Linked DNA regions of Homo sapiens: region 1 is linked to region 2. The links are chromatin loops, found by intact Hi-C in ENCODE. Cell type or tissue: Caco-2. All regions are shown on one strand. Each heading gives the region's core, and the rest is flanking DNA. Links, peaks and the distances in the headings are about the cores only. Region 1 has its middle 11 kb from the start of AFDN-DT. Region 2 has its middle 49 kb from the start of LINC02487.

Region 1 (2,913 bases), core at 205-2,704, 70 kb after region 2:
AAAAGCTATGATTCCAATATGTATTGATATATAATTATTTAAATAATTTAGTATCTGGCCAGCCCTGTAATCCCAGAACTCTGGAAGACCGAGGTGGGTGTATCACTGAAGGTCAGGAGTTCGAGACCAGCCTGGCCAAGGTGGCGAAACCCCATCTCTACTAAAAAATACAAAAAATAACTGGGCATGGTGGCAGGCACCTGTAATCCCAGCTACTTGGGAGGCTGAGGCTGGAGAATTGCTTGAACCCAGGAGGCAGAGGTTTCAGTTAGCTGAGAAAGAGCCACTGCACTCCAGCCTGGGCGACAGAGGGAGACTCCATCTCAAAATAAATAAATAAATGAAAGAAAGAAGGAATTTAATAGCTAAACAATAAATTGGTTTCTTCTAGTCTAAAATGTGAGTTAATATATAATGAATGTATATTTATTCATTTCTTGATCTGAAGTAAATCTCTATTAAACAATACACATAAAAAGCCTTGAAACCAAAAATGGTCATTTACTTCAAAATAGTTAGATATGCAGGTCAAACGTTATTGGATATGTATTTGAATAACTTTCAAATTCCTTATGCTAGCAGGCATGGTGGCTCACGCCTGCAATCCCAGCACTTTGGGAGGCCGAGGTGGGCGGATCACCTGAGGTGAGGAGTTCGAGACCAGCCTGACCAACATGGCAAAACCCTGTCTCTACTAAAAATACAAAAATTAGCTGAGCTTGGTGGTGGGTGCCTGTAATCCCAACTACTCGGGAGGCTGAGGCAGGAGAATCGCTTGAATCTGGGAGGTGGAGGTTGCAGTGAGCTGAGATCGCGCCATTGCACTCCAGCCTGGGTGACAGAGCGAGACTCCGTCTCAAAAAAAAAAAAAAAGAAAAAGAAAAAAATTTATTTTTAAAAAGACAAGAGTGTTACTATGTAACAATTTAATCAAACTATGTACATAGCTATGTTTTGCCTCATTAATTATCTTAAAAATAAATATACATCTGTGTCTTACTTTAAAGACATTATACTTTGGTAAAAATATTAGGCAGAGAAATTTGTGCAGTCCTGTAATTGCAGAAAAATAAAAAGAAAATGTTATTCTTTGAAATTGCTTTAAGTTTTGTAAGTTTTCTCCACCGAGAAAAATATATCAATATGAAAGGATTTAACAGCACTACAGATGTATTATTGCAGTGTTCATTTTTCTTTGACAATTCTATGAGGCATCACATCAATCATTTAGATTAAAAAATTGAGTTTCAGAAAGATGCTTGGCTATTACATGGCCGATGGCAGTTTGACATTCGAATTCAGGTCTGTGTGGCTCTAACCCAACAGATGTTTCACCGCGCAGGGGTCTGATTGTGAACCAGAGGAACGGACACGTGGCTCTAGAGGGTTCAGCAGAAGGGTGCCCTCCTGGAGGTGGTAGAGAGGTGTTTGAGCTGGGCCTTGAGTCGATGATATTTGAGCAGATGGGCCAAGTTTTCCTGCTGCAATAGGCAACCCTGAAATTTCAGCGTCTTAACACCAAAACTTCTTTCTTGTAAACTGCAAAACCCGAACCCCTCTGTGGGACCCAGCGCCCCTCCAGGGCAGCTGTCCGGTAGGCGGCGGCTGAGACCTGGCTGCTGGACTTTCCAGTTTCTCCACACCCACACTGGCGTTTCCACAGGCACTGAGGCAAGGAAAGACGGGGCTGGACTGTCGCTCCTGGCTCCTGCACACTTCCATACGGAAGTGACACGCCGGCTCCTCTGCCATTGCATTCACCAGAACTAGTCACGTGGCCACGCCCGCCTTCACAGGGCGGAAGGTGAAATTCCGTGTGCTTAGCAGAGGACAATTCAAACGGGTGTCCAGCAGAGATGGTCAGGACCTCAGCCCGCAGCTATGAGAAGGGGTCCTCCGGGTGGAGGGAAGAGTCTAGCCCCGCAGGCGAGGCGGGGAAGCAGAGGCGTGCTTCCAAGACGTCCAGAGGCGCGATCAGGTGAACTCAGAGAGGGAAAGCAACTGGGAAGCAGGTCATGGGGAGGCAGACACAGAGCACTTGTCTTCTCCTTCCTATAGAATATGTAGTTGAAACACTCACAACATATAATCTACCAAATTCATCATAGATGACTTATTGCAATGAAAACAATTATAATACTATATTGCTGTGGTTTTTCTGGGGGGTGGGGTGCTATGTAGTATTACATATATGTATGGCTTTGAAAGCCTCCAAAGACTTTAGAAGTTTACTGCAATATTCTGAACAAATGGAAGCTCTAATGTAGCGCCCTTTAATAATTAAAAATATGCATAAAATGTTAAAATTGAATGATTTTTCTTTTTTTCCAGAAGGGCGAATACTTCTGTATGGTTTCCGACATGCAGGACTACTTAAAAAAAAAAAAGAAAACTTTTCTGGACTTCCTTTTTTCTCATGTACATTTTTAACCCCTGCAGTGCCAACATTCAAATGAAGAATGAAAACATTTCTATGTGAATGCATACTTGGAGAGAACATTCATATGCCTTACTTTAATTTTATCCTTATAACAGCTCTGTAAGGTGGGCAGTGAAGGTCTGTTGCCATCATCATGTTTCTTTTTTCTTTTTTTTTTTTTTGAGACAGAGTCTTGCTCTGTTGCCCAGGCTGGAGTGCAGTGGCGCTATCTCGGCTCATGCAAGCTCCACCTCCTGGGTTCATGCCATTTTCCTGCCTCAGCCTCCCAAGTAGCTGGGACTACAGGCACCCACCACCACGCCCGGCTAATTTTTTTGTGTTTTTAGTAGAGACAGGGTTTCACCATATTAGCCAGGATGGTCTCGATCTCCTGACCTCGTGATGTGCCTGCCTCGGCCTCTCAAAGTGCTGGGATTACAGGCTTGAGCCACCGCGCCCAGCCATCATGTTTATTTTTCACTTGAGGAAACTGA
Region 2 (2,913 bases), core at 300-2,799:
CGGACTCACCTCACCTCTTGTTGCCCAGGCCAGCTCTCTGTGCTGAGTCAGTGTGTGCTTCCTACTGGCTCTGTTTCTCTCATTGAACTCTGACTGACACAGATTTTGGCACCAGAAGTGTAGAGAAAAGCAAAATGACTGAAAGCTGAGAACCCATGCCAAAAAAGCAAGGACACTGAGCTCCATTTCACTTCAGAGAAATAGAGCTGGGGACCCCCAAGCAGTAGGGACGGGGAGGTTTTTGCATCATATGGCAGAACGATTTTGGAACAATGTTTAAACATCCCTGTTATTGAAGCCACAGTGGTCAATAGCGTTGGACTCAGGCGGTCTTGAACCTGCACCCGGGCTCAACTTGGACAGAAGCACCGTCTCCAGCAGGAAGTATTCAGTCGGTGATGGCTGCCGTTGGTGATTGGGTGATTGGTATCCCCCAGGGATACCATCCATACTTGTTCTGTTGACAGGGGCTTCTGAAGACCAGGATCTGTGACTCTCTAAAGAGACATGGAAGGTGGCAGAAAAACCTCCCTGGGCTCCCTAAACCACCCTCAGCTAAGTCCGCATCTTCGGGAGAGTCTGCTGTGTGGCACCTCTTTCAAGTGAGCCCCAACCATGCTCCCCAGGAAGCCTCTGCGTAGCCACCCGTTCCCGAGGCTCCTTTTGCTTGAAGAGAAACTTCCAAAGCCATTAAGTATTCAGGAATGGGTGTCCTAAAGTCCGTGAAACTTGCAGGTTTGAATACAGAATTCAGTGTGTGTAAGCATATGTGCCTCTTTCCGGGGCAGGTTATACAGTTTTCGTCACATCCTCAGTTGCAACTGTGAAGTTGCCCAAGCCCCAGGAAAAAAAAGTGAAGAACTGTTGTTGTTTATTCTTAGAGGGAACATGATTTGCCCAATTCCCCACCCACAAACTTCAAACCCTTCAGACTCTTCTGTGGTTTCCACTGTACAACACTAAAGTTTCCAGGCAGGCTTAGCATGTCCTGGTGGTTGTGAGTTTTCAAACCCTATGCATCTGACTGCCACCTTAGATCCCAGGCTATTATTCTGCCGTCAGTTTTTCTTTGGGGCAAGAGCTGTGTTAGGTGATGACACACTGTGGAGGGTGGGGAGCTTATCTTAGGAATGCTCACATTATCTCAACGAATCCTAACAGGATTATTTCACCGATAAGAAAATTGAAGGACAGAGGGGATAAATAATCTGCCCCGGGTAATATGCAAGCTGAGACTTCAAACCAGGGCTCCAAGATTCCAGAGATGATAGGCTTTGGATCTGGGCGAGAACAATCCAGCCTTCTCATTTTAGAAATGCCGAAGGCTAAGGACCCAAAACCACCCATACACAGGACGTCACCCAGTGTGACATAGATAAGGCTATGACCAGAGCCCCCCATCCAGAGCTCTCCCCAGCCAACCACTCCCCATGTGGGCAGCTCCAAGCTGGCTCCAGGCTTCAGGAGAGGAAGCACTTGCTGACTCTCTCCTTAGACGTGGACATGCTGAAGTGAATTCCAGGCATGTTTTCAAGATCTCCTCGGACTGCCTGGATCAGAGGCTGGGGTAGTTATCTCTGCTTGAAGTATCAGTGGTGGAAGTCTTCCATCGGCTCCTCCCTTCATCTTGAAAGAATCCCGGGGCATCTGGTGGCTGGCCTCGCTCCGAAGATGGTGGGGACGAAAGCCTCTGGGATACACATTTTCTTCAGGGGCGGCCAGCTGTAAGAGACATCGTCCAATCCAAGGGGTGGCAAGTTCATTGAGCACAATAACCCAACTCCGCCACTGAGTGTGTAAGTTAGAACCCTGCCCCCACCAGGACACAACTGTCTCTGAGGACGGTTGTCAAACGGCACTGTGGGAAGACTTGGGGACTGATCACCTGGAACTCAGAGTTCATGTCCCAGCTTCCCCATGAAATGCCTGCGGCACCCTGGACAAGCCGTTCCACACACGTCTGTCAGATGTGGAACTGGGCTCAAGCACAAGCTAGGAATTCCATCCCACTGGTTGACTGCATTGCCAATATTTTAAATTATGAAATTTCGTTTAAAAATCCAAATTGCTGGTTTCTGCTTTAAAACAAGAAGCAGGAGCAGCTCCAGCAGCCCAGGCCCTTCCCTCCTGCCTCTCCCTCTGGGCAGTCCAGCCCCAGAGCCCTCCCAGGCTCCACACTCATGCTTGCTGGGTGCTGGCAGGTCATACCCATCAGACTATCGTCCACACATCCTCAGCCCTCCCGGCCAGAGCTGGGCTTCACGACAGACTGGCGTCGGTCCCACACAGCGTCCAACCCCTGCTGAAGAAAATGTTCCCTTGGCTTTGGGGAAGCAAAGTTGCTCAGACCAGCAAAAAAGAGCAACTCTACTTTCAGGGGAAATATGTACCCTGTCTTTTCCACATTCAACCATAAAAATGTCTGGATGTACTAAAAGTCTGCCGCTAAACCATGGAAATGGAGCCAGGCATCTCTTGAATGACACAAACCAGAGCCATCCCTCATGGCTTTGCGTTTCCCTACGCTTTTCTGAAGCCAAACACCAATGGCGTCTCCTCATGGGATGGTGATAAAGGCAAGAATCTCAAAATGGGACCCGTAGCCGCAGCCTCTGCTGAACAAGTCCCACCCCGGCGCTTCTGTCTCTACCTGGCCTCACCTCCCCCCGCCCCGAGCGGGCGTCTCAGACGAAGACGGACCCTGCCACTGTAGAGTGGCAATGTGTGTGCCGTGCCACACCTCCTTTCTCAAAACTGGCACAAGCCAGGGGAGGCTGGAAAGATGGCAGAGCCGTTTTAACCTGACTCGAAGAGACTCCAGGTTGTTTAGATTATTTTAATAATTGGATTTTATAAGACTTGTGCTCTGGGGCTTTTTTAGTGAAGAACAATAATTTTTAAATGAACCTTGAA

What was found. Hi-C counts contacts between places; a loop is a spot of excess contacts. Peaks named below come from ENCODE experiments on the same cell type or tissue, not always from the same donor. Only the 100,000 strongest peaks of a DNase experiment are listed, where the experiment ranks them.
Region 1: a loop joins it to region 2, with 3 times the contacts of the local background. A loop is called at or near these places in 4 of 110 quality-filtered maps.

What each region holds. Positions count from the first base shown.
Region 1 is chr6:167,814,107-167,817,019 of GRCh38, forward strand. No RefSeq gene overlaps it. Among named protein-coding and RNA genes, the nearest start is that of AFDN-DT, 11 kb to the right of the region's middle. RefSeq lists a silencer at 1,383-1,677. In Caco-2, for the core only: a CTCF peak has its summit at 1,548; DNase peaks (open chromatin) are centred at 1,385 and 1,725; H3K4me3 peaks cover 1,446 bases.
Region 2 is chr6:167,744,045-167,746,957 of GRCh38, forward strand. No RefSeq gene overlaps it. Among named protein-coding and RNA genes, the nearest start is that of LINC02487, 49 kb to the left of the region's middle. In Caco-2, for the core only: no CTCF peak of the experiment used is centred there; a DNase peak (open chromatin) is centred at 1,437.